Linked DNA regions of Homo sapiens: region 1 is linked to region 2. Evidence: chromatin contacts called from ENCODE Hi-C or POLR2A ChIA-PET data. All regions are on one chromosome and are shown on one strand. The core of a region is the stretch at or near the end of the contact, and the rest is flanking DNA. Distances in the headings are between cores, read along the strand shown. Region 1 holds the start of NTAN1 (N-terminal asparagine amidase). Region 2 overlaps PDXDC1 (pyridoxal dependent decarboxylase domain containing 1).

Evidence for each region. A loop is a pair of places that touch in the nucleus more often than their neighbours do. ChIA-PET counts read pairs that join two places held with the same protein, here RNA polymerase II (POLR2A). Pooled maps may share reads with other maps.
Region 1: a loop to region 2 is called in a map of CD8-positive, alpha-beta T cell, with 8 times the contacts of the local background. The contact joins the promoter of NTAN1 here to the enhancer-like site in region 2. A Hi-C loop is called at or near these places in 3 of 168 maps with a recorded cell type or tissue (CD4-positive, alpha-beta memory T cell, CD8-positive, alpha-beta T cell and naive thymus-derived CD4-positive, alpha-beta T cell), 1 of 37 single-sample maps with no recorded cell type and 12 of 50 pooled maps. POLR2A ChIA-PET finds 5 or more read pairs at or near these places in 2 of 52 experiments (A673 and AG04449).

Annotation. Positions count from the first base shown.
Region 1 is chr16:15,051,848-15,058,258 of GRCh38, reverse strand. NTAN1 (N-terminal asparagine amidase) reads left to right here and starts at 2,185. Exons shown (of 10, transcript NM_173474.4): 1 at 2,185-2,368. The coding sequence starts at 2,288. It also overlaps a transcript of PDXDC1 not described here. RefSeq lists a silencer at 2,630-2,814.
Region 2 is chr16:15,012,798-15,019,759 of GRCh38, reverse strand. PDXDC1 (pyridoxal dependent decarboxylase domain containing 1) reads right to left here. Exons shown (of 23, transcript NM_015027.4): 9 at 3,547-3,631; 10 at 2,592-2,640; 11 at 2,338-2,439; 12 at 795-920. Among named protein-coding and RNA genes, the nearest start is that of MIR1972-1, 5.9 kb to the right of the region's middle. RefSeq lists enhancers at 2,853-3,352, 3,353-3,854 and a silencer at 6,645-6,750. Within about 2 kb of position 5,584, at least 15 of the 41 ENCODE cell types and tissues checked have a DNase peak (open chromatin) inside an H3K27ac peak, as active enhancers do; they include A673 and CD8-positive, alpha-beta T cell, where a contact is called at or near this core.

The DNA.
Region 1 (6,411 bases), core at 936-3,435, 42 kb before region 2:
GCAGTGGCACAGTCGTGCCTCATTGCAGCCTTGACCTCTAGGGCTTGATTGATCCTCCCGAGTAGCTGGGACTACAGGCCTGCCACCATGCCCAGCTAATTTTTGTATTTGTTGGAGAAGCAGGGATCCCTGTGTTGTCCAGGCTCGTCTCGAACTTCTGGGCTCAAGTGAGTCCTCCTTCGGCCTTTCAAAGTGCTGGGGTTACAGGCATGAGCCGCAGTGCTGGCCACACACCTGCTATTGCTTCCTCATTGCCTGTAGACCAAAATTTGTGGAGCTGGGTGGGAAGAGAGGTAGGGGAGTGGTTTCCTGCTTGTTATCTGGCTCATTTAGTCCTTTAACACAGTACTCAGCCTAGGAGATTGATAACCTGAGATTACTTGAAAAAAGATCACCCAAAAGTGAAAAACCAGTTAGGCAAACTGCACCAGCCCCAGGCAGAACCCACAGAACCTTGTTCTTCACCTTTGCACTTCCAAATGCCTCACTTTGATTGACTACTCTTTGCTCTGCAATTCCAATAATAGCTATCTTTAGTGTTTAGTATGTACCAGGTGAAACAAACATGCTATTCTACAAAACCAGTTCAGGGAAGTTAAGTAACTTGCTCCAGGCCAGCCTGCTGGTCATTGATCACCCTGGTTTCAAACCCTGTTTTTAGCTCCGAGCTTCCTAGTTGGGACTTACTTAATGTCACCTGCATTAGAATGAGTTGTTTACAGTACAGTCTAGGAGCATCTTATAGTGATGGAGAGCACTGCCTTTGGAATCATGCAAAGCTAGGTTCAGTCTTCGTTCTACTACTTATTTCTACCACTTTGAGCAAGTTACTGTATCTGTTATAACGGAGGTGTTGATAGTAGCTCCTACATTTGTGAGGACAAATGACAAATGAGGTGTTGATAGTAGCTCCTACATTTGTAAGGACAAATGAGAAATGTAGGTGTAATAATACAGAGAAATAATTTCCTGGTAGCTAGAAATAGAGTTATTTTGGGTGAGAAGTTGGGTAACCTGGCGATGGGAACACCATCTTCTACAGTCATTTCTTTAGTAAATTTCCTGGTATTTTTGTTGAACGGGGTGTGTAAGCTGAGGGGGAGATTTATGAAAGAAGACGATGAATACAGATGATAAAATTCTAATAAAGTTTCTGCTGTATCATGTGGCTCCTCTGTATCTTTTGTAAAATTACTTTTTGTTAATGTGCTGCAGAGTTGGATGAATTTGAGCAATATTTCCAAGTTTTAGAAGAGAGCTCCACGGTGAGACGCCTCTCACCTTGGGGACCTGTCCTCAGATTAGGGGCTCTGCAGTCAGTATCCGCAAATCCTTCCCCCACGGTTCCCAGCCCACCTGTGAGTGGCCTATTGCATTCCAATCACGACGTGTTAATCGATGATCTCTTTAGTACGTGGGGCTAGCACAGTTCAGGATCTATTTTCTCAGTTTAAGACCGTTTACATTTATTTTTATTATTTTCAGAAACAGAGTGTCCCTCTGCAGTGCCCAAACATAGCTCATTGCAGCCTCCCACTCCTGGGGTCAAGAGATCCTCCCGCCTCAGCCTACAGAGTGGCTGGGATCACAGGTGCATGCCACCGTGCCCAGTTAATTTTTAAATTTTTGGCAGAGACGAGGGTATGGGGGAGGGTGGGTCTCACTATGTTGCCCAGGCTGGTCTCGAACTCCTGGCCTCAAGCGATCCTCCTGCCTCGGCCCCCCAAAGTGCTGGGATTACAGGCGTGAGCCACCGTGCCCGCCTGATTAGGTTTATTATTACTCATTGAATGCAATCCTACGGAGCTGCACAGCAGGGTCCCAAACTCAAGCTTGTGGAAGGTCACACACCTGGGAAGCGTGGAGCAATGACCTAAAGCGCAGCAGTCGGAGCCAGAACCCGCCCCAGGAACTCGCCCGGAGGCTCTCTTGGCTGGTGCAGCTGCTCCCTGGCAGCTCTCCTTTCCCCGCTCCTTCACTCCCACGCTTTTGGGACTACACTTCCCAGCGCCCCTTGCGGAGGAGGCGGGCCGCGCGCTGCTTCCAGGGCCACTTCCTGGCTTTGGACTACATTTCCCGTGAGGCCTTGCGGCCATGTCCTGGATTTCTCCAGTCTCTTCGGCCGGCACCGCCTCCGCCTGGACTCCACTTCCCGGCAGCGCCCGCGGTGGGGCGGGGCAGGACGAGGCGGGACGCGCGGCCCGAGGGGCGGGGGCGGCGGGCGGCCCGGGGCTGCAAAGCGGGGGGCCGCCGCCTCCCTGGGCCTGCCTGGGCGGCCGCCTCCGCGATGCCGCTGCTCGTCGAGGGGCGGCGAGTGCGGCTGCCGCAGTCAGCCGGGGACCTCGTCCGAGCCCACCCGCCTTTGGAGGTGAGTGGGGCGCGGCGCGGGGCTTCGGGGCGGGCCCGAGGGGAAGCTGCAGGGCGGGCTAGCGCCCCCCTCACGCGACACAGACTTGAAACTTGGCGCTGTTGGCACATCCGGAGCCCCGGCCGTCGGCTCGCGTCTTCCCCTTGAGGGGTCGGGGAGTTTTTGCCTTCTTTAGACTTCAGCGGGCTGCCCCGGAGGCCACTCTCTGACAAGGGAGGGGACGGGGGCCCAGAGAGGTTAGGTGACTTGCCCAAGGTCGCACAGCACTGCGGCTCGGGGACACGCCGGGACCCCCATTCCCCGACGGGGCGGCTGCAGCCCCCATAGGGCTGGGTCCGTTTAGGCAAATCCGGCCGCCCGCCTTCGGGGACCCGCAGCCTGCGGTGAACGTTGCTTCGTCCTTGCGTCCCCGTGAAGCAGGAGGTTATTCCAGGGTGGGCTTCGGAGAGCGTTTGGCCTGGGGGATCTTGGCGGGGACCCCCAGTCCTTCCTCCTCTCTCTCCCCTACCCCCGGGGCGTAGGGCGCCGAGTTATTTTTAGCCGGGAGAGAGAGCCCTGCTTTCCGCAGCTGGGCCATAGGACCACGCCCTGATGCACGGGTTTTGTTTTTGTTTTTTCTGCTTTTGTGCTCAAATAGATCTCTGAACTCTTGTCCACGCTTATGCAGGGACTGTTGGCAAGGGGGTTCTCAGGTTTTAAAAAGAGCGGGGCGTGGCGGCGGGGGCAGACGTCCTATTTGCCATAGATCCTGTTAAAGGGGAATCAATCAGTTCCTTGATTTGAGAGTCAAATATCGAGCCCCTAATATCTGTTGGGCAACGTACTGATCACTGTCCCTGCCCTCGGAGTGTTTATAGTCTAGAAGGGAGAATGGTTTCTGATGAAGAAGGCTCAGATACTATAAACTGTTAAGTACCATAAAGAAAAAGCGTCCCCTTTCACTCTGAGATGGGAAGCACAGGAACCTGACCAAGTGTGTTGGGTTGGGGAAGGCATTTAGAGGTTTCATCTGTCACAGCTGTACAGTTTGTGATTATTTTGTTTGCTTGTTTGTTCTCTATTGGTCTGTCGCCAGAATGTAAGCCTCCTGAAGGCAGATAAGAGTAGTGTCCTCACTTTTGTATCCTCAGAGTGTAGGACGGTCCCTGGCATAGAATTGGCGCTCAGTAAAGATTTGCTGCATAAATGAGGTCACAAAATGACCCCTGAACGTGTTCTGAAGGGTGACAAGGACTTACTGACGGGGAGAAGGCAGACAGCTCTGTGTGATTCTCAGCTTGCATTTCAGGACCGACCATCGTCTGTTAGCCAACATGCACCGAGCTAGGCGTGGTGGCGTGTCACTTTATCCTTGCGTTGTGTTACTGTCCTGTTAGCTAGCGAAGTCAAGAGTAGGACTCACCAAGGAAAAATAATTTCAGCCGCCTGAAGAATTTAGGGGATGCTCTACTTTTATGTCTGTTTGAAAATGTCCGTGATAGAAAGTTAGATGGGTGTCCCGGGCTGCACACTTAAGTGTGGAGGGAGATTTGGTGACATACCGGGGCTGCTTCTCTCGAAGGAAGGTTTTGGCCTATTTAAGAAGACATGTCCTAGAAAGGCTGTGTACTGGGGACCAGTTTGTGTTACAGGAACTTTGGAAGGGGGCGATCACTTTGATTTGCGGCAGTGTAAGTGAAGAAGGATGCAGGCACGAGAGAGATTTGAAAAGGAGAAGAAGGGTGAGGGCATCGCAGCTGGGCAAGCCGCCTGGGGCGCGGCGGGCAGGAGGGGAAGGGCCCAGTGGGTGGGTGTCCTGGCCAGTTTCTCCGGAGCAGCCCGGGTGAGGAGGGGAAGCATGGAAAGTAACCTTACAGGGGTGGATTGTACCCAGATGACCAAATGACCAAGGGGCTTAGATGGACCTTTCACCTACTTAGCAACAGGGAGACATTAAAGGTTGGGTTTTTTGTTTGTTTGTTTGGTTGGTTGGTTTTTTTGAGACTTAGTTTTGTTCTGTGGCCCAGGCTGGATTGCTGTGGCACAATCTCGGCTCACTGCAACCTCTGTCTCCCAAGGTTCAAGCGATTCTCCTGCCTCAGCCTCCCAAGTAGCTGGGATTACAGGTGCATGCCACCACACCCAGCTAATTTTTTTATTTTTAGTAGAGACGGGTTTTCACCATGTTGGCCAGGCTGTTCTTGAACTCCTGACCTCAAGTGATCTGCCCGTCTCGGCCTCCCAAAGTGCTGGGATTACCGGTGTGAGCCACTCCACCTGGCCTGGATTATTTTTATATAATAAAACAGGGTGTCCTCTTTGTAGGAAAGCAAAATATAATAATACAGAAAAAAAAGTATGACTACAACCATTCTTTAGTTTGGTGAAAGTCCTAATGAAGGTTTTTCTTTGTATATAATTTACTTTTTTTAAAAAAATGATAGCTTACTATATGTTGTTTTATAATGTGTCTTTTTCATGTAACGATGTGTTCTGAGTATGGAGTACCAACAGTTAGAAGCCTGTGTGTAGCTATGACTAGCAAATAATAACAATAAGTCATACAGTGGAAGCTGCCAAGCACCACAGCAAGAGTTACTGCTATTCCCATTTTACAGATGAGGACTGTGGGGCACAGAGAGGCTGGGAAACTGGCCCCAGGCCCCACATCCTGGGAGTGGTGAAGCCAGGATTGGAACCCTGGCAGCCTGCCCTTGACTCTGGAGCTGCGCTATTCAGTACAGTAGCCACGAGCCATCTGGTTACTTAGGATTTAACTTAAAAATCAATTAAAATTAGATAAAATTGAAACTCAGTTCCTCAGTTGCAGTAGCCACATTTCAAGTGCCGAGCAGACAGCATGGCTACTAATGAGACAGTGTGAATATAGACGGTGGCCATCCCAGCATGAAGTTCCTTTGGCCAGAGCTGTTTAGAGCCCTCCCTTAGTCACTCTTAACCAGTCACTGGGTACTCGGTAACCAGTCCTGCAACATCTTGGGTAATACGGTTCCACAGAGTCTACAAGATGCTCGCAGCGTAGCTTAGTTCCTGCTTTTATTATTTATTTATTTATTTTTTTTTTGAGAGACAGAGCCTTGCTCTGTCACCCAGGCTGGAGTGCAATGGCACGATCTTGGCTCACTACAACCTCTGCCTCCCAGGTTCAAGTGATTCTCCTGCCACAGCCTCCTGAGTATCAGACATCTGCCACCATGCCCGGCTAATTTTTGTATTTTTAGTAGAGATGGGGCTTCAACATGTTGGCCAGGCTGGTCTGAAACTCCTGACCTCAAGCGATCATCTCGCCTCGGCCTCCAAAGTGCTGGGATTACAGGCGTGAGCCAGTGTGTTGGGCCTCATAATTTCTTATATAGCATTGTGCTTTACAGTTCACAGATCACCTTCATGCCCCTCTCCTGTTTATAAAGGAAGAATTGATAAACAGGACAGCAGGGGTGAGGGTCACATGATCATCCCCCAGGTCACAGCTAGGTGATTGGCTAAGACACAGGTCAACAAGCCACAGCTCATGGGCCGGACCCTGCTTATGTATAGCCTATAGGCCAAGAATGGTCTTTATATTTCTCAAAGGTTGAGAAAAATCAAAATAATATTTTGTAACATGGGAAATGGTATTGAAATTAAAACTTCGGTGTCACCTATAAATAAAGTTTTATTGGAACACAGCCACATCTGTATTGTCTATGGCTGCTTTCACTTCATAATAACAGCAGAGTTGAGCAATTGTGACAGAGACTGCGGCCTTGTAGAACCCCAAATATTTACTGTCTGGCCTTTTTCAGAAAATCTGCTGGTCACTGGGTTAAGAGAATACTGCCATTGAATAGGAACTGGGAAATAGGGATGAGGGACTGAGGGAAAAGCTTTTTTTTTTTTAAGCAAATATTAGTGTCTAGAGCATATTAGAGGTTAAGAAAACTGGGACTACTTGCATATGAATTTATAAAGTAGGACTGTGTGGTTTTCCAAAGAAGGGAAGTTTGGCTAAACTCTTTTTACTACTTAAAAGAGCAAAAATTAGCCAAGTGTGGTGGCGTGCG
Region 2 (6,962 bases), core at 4,335-6,834:
TCGCAAATGAGTTGAGGCCTTTGGGAGGTCATTAGGGCATGAGGATGGAACCCTCACAAACAGGACTAGTGACCTTCTGAAAGAGGCTCAAGGGACTGTGCTCACCCCTTCTGCCATGTGAGGCCACATGCAAGGCACTATCTATGAGGAACGGGCCCGACATGGAATCTCCTGGCACCTTGATCTGAGACTTCTCACGTCCAGAACTGTAAGCAATAAATGTCTGTTGTTTATAAATTACCCACTCTAAGGTATTTTGTTATAGAAGCCTGAATGCTCTAAAACACTGAAATATAGCATAATTATATATTTTTCACAATTAGAACACACCTAAAATGGAGAGAGAATTAGAATTGTCCCCAAGAGCCCTGCAATTTGGAAACCCAAGCCAGCTGGTTTATAAAATATCCATGCCCTCCATAACCACCTTGTAACCTTCCTATTCCCTCACCGTAGTCAGTCAATCAAGGGGAACACTCGCTCCCCACCCCTCCACCTTTTGCACCCTTCTCCACTCCTTGGAAGTCATCTGTGACTTCTTTTCTGATCCCATGCTGACAGTGGTGTTCCTTTTCATCTGATTTCATCTGCACACAAATGCTGGGACAGACAACCCAGCACTTTCTCCCAGAACTTTGAACAAGAAATATTTACATGCAGGGCGATTAGTCTCTGGCTCACGAGACAGTCAATCCAGACAACACCACTCTGGATGGAAGGTACAGAAATGAGATGTTTTTCTGTCTCTGCTGTGGCCAAGGAGTCTTTCATTTAAATGTCAGGCTTCTACTCACCAGTTGACAGGCATGCTTGATCCTCTCCACAAACCCATCAAGTCCCAAGTATTGTAAAGATAACCACAGAGGCAGGGCACGGAGTTTGTCTGTGGGCTTATTTGATGTAAGACCAGCAACTAAAGTCTAAAAAAGCCAAAAGAGGTTTATTAATCAAAGCCATTGCAATCTCATAATAGAACTAACCAGCTACCATTTGCTACCCACTTAGTGTGGGCTAGATGCCATACTAGTCACTAGGCTTGCATTATCCATGTGATCTTCCAACAACTCTGTGAGCTAAGTATTCTAGGTAACTTCACTCAGAGACCTCGGTTTGTCCAAGGGTTCACAGCTCAGGAGTGGCAAAGCCAGGAAAAGCCAGTGGAAAACCCAGATGGGTCACATCCCAGAACCTAGGAGACTCCCCACTTCGAAGGTAGCTCTGAGCATCCTCAAACACCTGGCCATTATTAGCTGAGCAAGACAGCAGTGTTTTAGCAGAAATCACTTAAACCTTATTTTGCACGCTGACCTATATTATCAAGAACCACATTATTATTATTATTTTTTGTGACAGGTTTCGTTTTCATTCTGTCGCCCAGGCTGCAGTGCAGTGGTGTGATCATAGCTCACTGCAGCCTTGATCTCCAGGGCTCAATCAGCCCTCCCACATTAGCCTCATGAGTAGCTGGGACTACAGGCTCACACCACCATGCCCAGCTAATTCTTTGTTGTTGTTTTTTCTTATAGAGATGAGGTTTCACCATGTTGCCCAGGCTGGTCTCAAACTCCTAGGCTCAAGCGATCTGCCTGCCTCAACCTTCCAAAGTGCTGGGATTACAGGCATGAGCCACCATGCCTGGCCCACAACTACGATTAAAAAAAAAAAAAAATGTGGCCAGGTGTGATGGCTCATGCCTGTAATCCCAGCACTTTGGGAGGCCGAGGCAGGCAGATCACCTGAGATCGCGAGTTCAACATGACCAACTTGGTGAAACACTGCCTCTACTAAAAATACAAAATAAGCCGGGCGTGGTGGCGCATGCCTGTAATCCCAGCTACTTGGGAGGCTGAGGCAAGAGAATCACTTGAACCCAGGAGGTGGAGGTTGCAGTGAGCCAAGATCATCTCACCATTGCACTCCAGCCTGGGTGACAGAGCGAGACTCCATATCAAAAAAAAAAAAAAAAAGTTAAAACCTATTGGGCAATGTGGATCAGGAGGCTTAAAACTCCCCCACTCAGTCATTCCACATCTGGGAACCTATTCTAAGGAAATAATTAGAAACACAGAAAGACGTTCACTGCTTCATTATTTCAGTAACAAAACTCTGAAAACATCCTATAAGTTCATAAATGGAGAATAATTAAATTGTGACAGAATATTATACAATCATAAAATGTCATTAAAAAAAGTCTCACAAGTTTCTCTTTAAAAAAATGAAATAGAAGTGAAATTATGGGTATTTTTCACTTTTTCCTGTATTTTTCTGGATTTTGCCCCCAAAGCCAATAATGTGTATTAGCCACACCCACTCCCTCCCCAGTGAGTGGAAACTTACCAAGGCAGGGTCATCGTGTTTATACAGTGTCACCGCAGGAACAGCTGGCAAACCCAGCCACGGGCCAGGAGTCATCGTCATGCTATCACATTTGGCTGCAGCCTACCAAAACAAGAACAACTCTTTGTTAGATTATCAGAATACACAAACCTAACACCCTCCTCCATTCATAAAAACTGTGAAGAGCCATGAGGGACTGAGTGACTTTAAATTCATTCTTAAAAACACCAATATTCAGTAAATCAACAACATACCAGCACTGATGAGGAGACATAACCCAGAGCCAATGTTGCCAGATTCACACTGGAAGAAAAAACACCAGTCCAAGAACTAATTATTTAATGTTGCTTACTCACCATGTACTTAAAAAAATAAAGGCTGTGCTGTTGCAAGTTGACACTTAAGTATATTTTTAATGTTATTAGCTTTCATTAACAGCAACAGAAGGTGTGCTTTATACATATGAAGGAAAATCCTGAAAATGCACTTTAATAAAAATGTGTCTCAGGAACTATCCCCGCTCATTTAATATAATGGGAGTATTCTTCTCTTTCATGGATCTTATTTTCCAGTTATCATTCTTTACTTAGGGATCAAAAAGAAACCTCCCTGTATGATGTGGTGGATATGGGCTACTCTGGCTGCCCACGTCCGTTCCCCCTGCTTCTCTTAATGGCCCTACAATAGCCTTCCAGGGCGCCATCTCCATTTCTTCCAGCAGAACATGAGCTTTGTGGGGAGGAGACACCACTATCTGCTCCAGAGGAGAGCAAAGAACCTCAACTATCAGAGGATTACTTCTCCCTGGCCACAGTGGCTGGTTCAATACGAGACTTCTGTTAGGACTTCCAGCTGACCACGAAGCTGGAAAGAAGGCTGGAGTTTCTGCAGCTACTTTGCACTGTAACAGGAAGATCTGTCCACAGATAGAGGAAACCAAGCCCAGTGCCTGTGACTGGGGGAGCAGAGGTGGGAGTAACACACTGGATCCTGGTTGATGTCGTGCCTGAGGCAGTCATAACACTGCTCTTTGTAGTTATGTGAGCCAGTAAGATCTCTTTGGGCTTAAGCCAATTTGGGTTATTTTGTGATCTGTGACCCAAAGAGCCCTTCGTGATAAATGTCACCAAAGTGAGAGCCTGGATGTCCAGTCCTCATAAGGACTCTGTGCAGGCCCGAATGGAGCCACCAGCCTCACCGCCGGCTTACCCCTCCACATGAAGCCATATGCCATACTGCTCACAGAGTTCTTTCAATCTCCCAATCTTGTCTGTGTGTCCTACTGCTGCCGTTCCTAGGATAAAACACATCAGGGCATTAAAAGGAACAAATGTTTTCTAAGGCTTTATACCTTAAACACTTTTATACACATTATCGCCCTAGGAGGGAAGTGACTTATTATATCCCTATTTTATTGAGATTTTCTTTGTGGAAGGACTTAAAATCAGTGTTTGTGAGTTGACTTATTACAAGCTTTGAAGAGTATGTAATCTCTATTACATGTATCTAATTGTGTCATTGAATTCTTTTATATACTTATTTTCTATCTACTTGATCTGCTGACTCATGAGAAATATATTCAAATCTCCCACCAAGATTGTGGTTTGTCAATATATACTTGTGTTACATCAGACTTTTCCTTTAGCTTTCCTTTATATATTTTAAAGTTATGTTCACAAGCATTCATAACTGTTTTTTTTTTTTTTTGAGACGGAGTCTCACACTGTCGCCCAGGCTAGAGTGCAGTGGCATGATCTCAACTCTGCAACCTCCACCTCCCAGGTTCAAGCAATTCTCCTTGCCTCAGCCTCCCAAGTAGGTGGGATTACAGGCGGTGGCCACCACGCCCGGCTAATTTTTTTGTATTTTTAGTAGAGACGGGGTTTCACTACGTTGGCCAGGCTGGTCTCGAACTCCTGACCTCGTGATCCACCTGCCTCGGCCTTCCAAAGTGCTGGGATTATAAGCATGAGCCACCGTGCCCAGCAGGTATAACTGTTATTTCTTTTAGGAGATTACATCTTTCATCAATATGAAGTCTATTTTATCCCACACTAATATGGCTATGGTACTTTCATTTTGTCAGCATTTGTCCAAGATAAACTTTTCCACCTTTTTATTTTATTGTCACTTCCTGGATTATTTTGATTTAGATATGCCCTTTATAAAAATCATATAGGTGGGCTGGGCACAGTGGCTCACATCTGTAATCCCAGCACTCTGGGAGGCCCAGGCGGGTGGATCACAAGGTCAGGAGATGGAGACCATCCTGGCTAACACGGTGAAATCCCGTCTCTACTAAAAATACAAAAACAAAATTAGCCGGGTGTAGTGGTGGGCGCCTATAGTCCCAGGTACTCGCGGGGCCGAGGCGGGAGAATGGCGTGAACCTGGGAGGCAGAGCTTGTAGTGAGCCGAGATCGTGCCACTGCACTCCAGCCTGGGCAACAAAGCAAGACTCCAGCTCAAAAAACAAACAAACAAAACATATAGATGAATTTGTTTTGTTTCCACCCAGGTTCCTTGTAATACAGAACATGCATTCTGAAGCCAGCTTAAGCATATTAAGCACTTTCAGCCGCTCCCTTGGTAATTGATTGCACTACAGATTTTGCTGGGGAGATCCCTTTTCAGAGAGAGCTTAGTTAAAACGTTGAGTCAGGCATTCCCCCAACCGTCCTAAATTTCCAGTTAGCAGTAAGCCAACTAAAAAGATTTCAAACACTCACCAACGGCCTCAACAAACACAGCTAAAGAAAGTAGTTCTTTTGTAAGGTCTATGCCAGGAAAAGGGCTGAAAACTTTTTCCCCTCATACCTAAATCTACCTCAAATTAAAAAAAAAAAATCTTAACAGACACATTTAGTTTAGCTGAAACAAGATCAAATGTCAATGCATGGGCTGTGCCACAGGCTCTTCCAGCAAAATAAAAGCGTACTGCTGTGTTAGTGCCTGGATCGCATGCAGATTCTCTTTTCGTATTTCTTGGCAATGTCTGGTGACTAACCCTTGACATGTGTCTGCTGACATCTGCAACATAATCACACTGGCAAGTCACTCAGTCACATGCAAACTGCAGCCCCTCCAGTTTATCATGTGATTGAATATGGGTGAATTTGTGTTTTTAAACAATAAGGCAGGAAGTGATGGTTTTCCTGTTGGCAATAAAGTGAATATTTATGTGGTTTTTCTATTTTGTCTTTTTTTTTTTTTTTTGAGACAGAGTCTCACCCTGTTGCCCAGGCCGGAGTGCAGCAGCGCAATCTCGGCTCACTGCAATCTCAGCCTCCTGGGTTCAAGCTATTCTCCTGCCTCGGCCTCCTAAGTAGCTGGGATTACAGGTGCCTGCCACCACAACCAGCTAATTTTTATATTTTTAGTAGAGACAGGGTTTCGCCATTTTGGCCAGGCTGGTCTTGAACTCCTGACCTCAGGTGATCTTCCCGCCTTGGCCTCTCAAAGTGCTGGAATTACATGCATGAGCCACCGCACCCGGCCTAAATAAGCAGTTTTATTGTAGTATGATTTTTTTTTTTTTTTTTTTTTTTGAGACAGAGACCCTTTCTGTCGCCCAGGCTACAGTGCGGTGGTGCGATCTTGGCTCACTGCAACCTCCACCTCCCAGGTTCAAGCGATTTTCCTGCCTCAGCCTCCCAAGTAGCTGGGACTACAGGTGCACACCACCACACCTGGCTAATTTTTGCATTTTTAGTAGAGATGGGGTTTTACCACATTGGTCAGGCTGGTCTTGAACTCCTGACCTTGTGATCTGCCTGCCTCAGCCTCCCAAAGTGCTGGGACTACAGGCATGAGCTCTCATGCTCGGCCTATTGTAGTATGATTTACATGCAACAAAACTCACTCATGTAAGTATACGGTCCAATGAGTTTTGACAAATATATAGAGCATGTAACCATCAACACAATCAAGATTCAGAATACTTCCATCAACCCCCAAATCCCATCAACCCCAATATAATTACCCTTTCCCTGACTCCTCACTGGCCCTGGAAAATCCTGATCTGCTTCTGTCACTGTAGTTTTTTGCCTTTTTTTTTTTTTTTCTTTTTTTTTTGAGATAGGGTCTCACTCTGTCGCCCAGGCTGAAGTGCAGTAGCACAATCTCGGCTCATTGCAAGCTCCGCCTCCCGGGTTCAAGCCATTCTCCTGCCTCAGCCTCTCAAGTAGCTGGGACTACAGGTGCCCACCACCACACCTGGCAAGTTTTATTTATTTACTTATTTATTTTTTACAGAAACAGAGTCTCACTCTGTCACCAAGGCTGGAGTGCAGTGGTGCGATCTCACCTCACTGCAACCTCTGCCTCCCGAGTTCATGCCATTCTCCTGCCTCGGCCTCCCAAGTAGCTAGGACTACAGGTGCCCACCACCACACCCAGCTATTTTTTTGTATTTTTAGTGGAAACGGGGTTTCACCATGTTAGCCAGGATGTCTTGATCTCCTGACCTCGTAATCTGCCCGCCTCGGCCTCCCAAAGTGCTGGGATTACAGGCTTGAGTCACTGTGCCTGGCCTGACATTATATTTTAAAGAATTTTTTTTTTTTTTTTTTAAGAAAGGATCTGGCTCTGTCACCCAGGCTGGGGTATGGTAGCACAATCTTGGC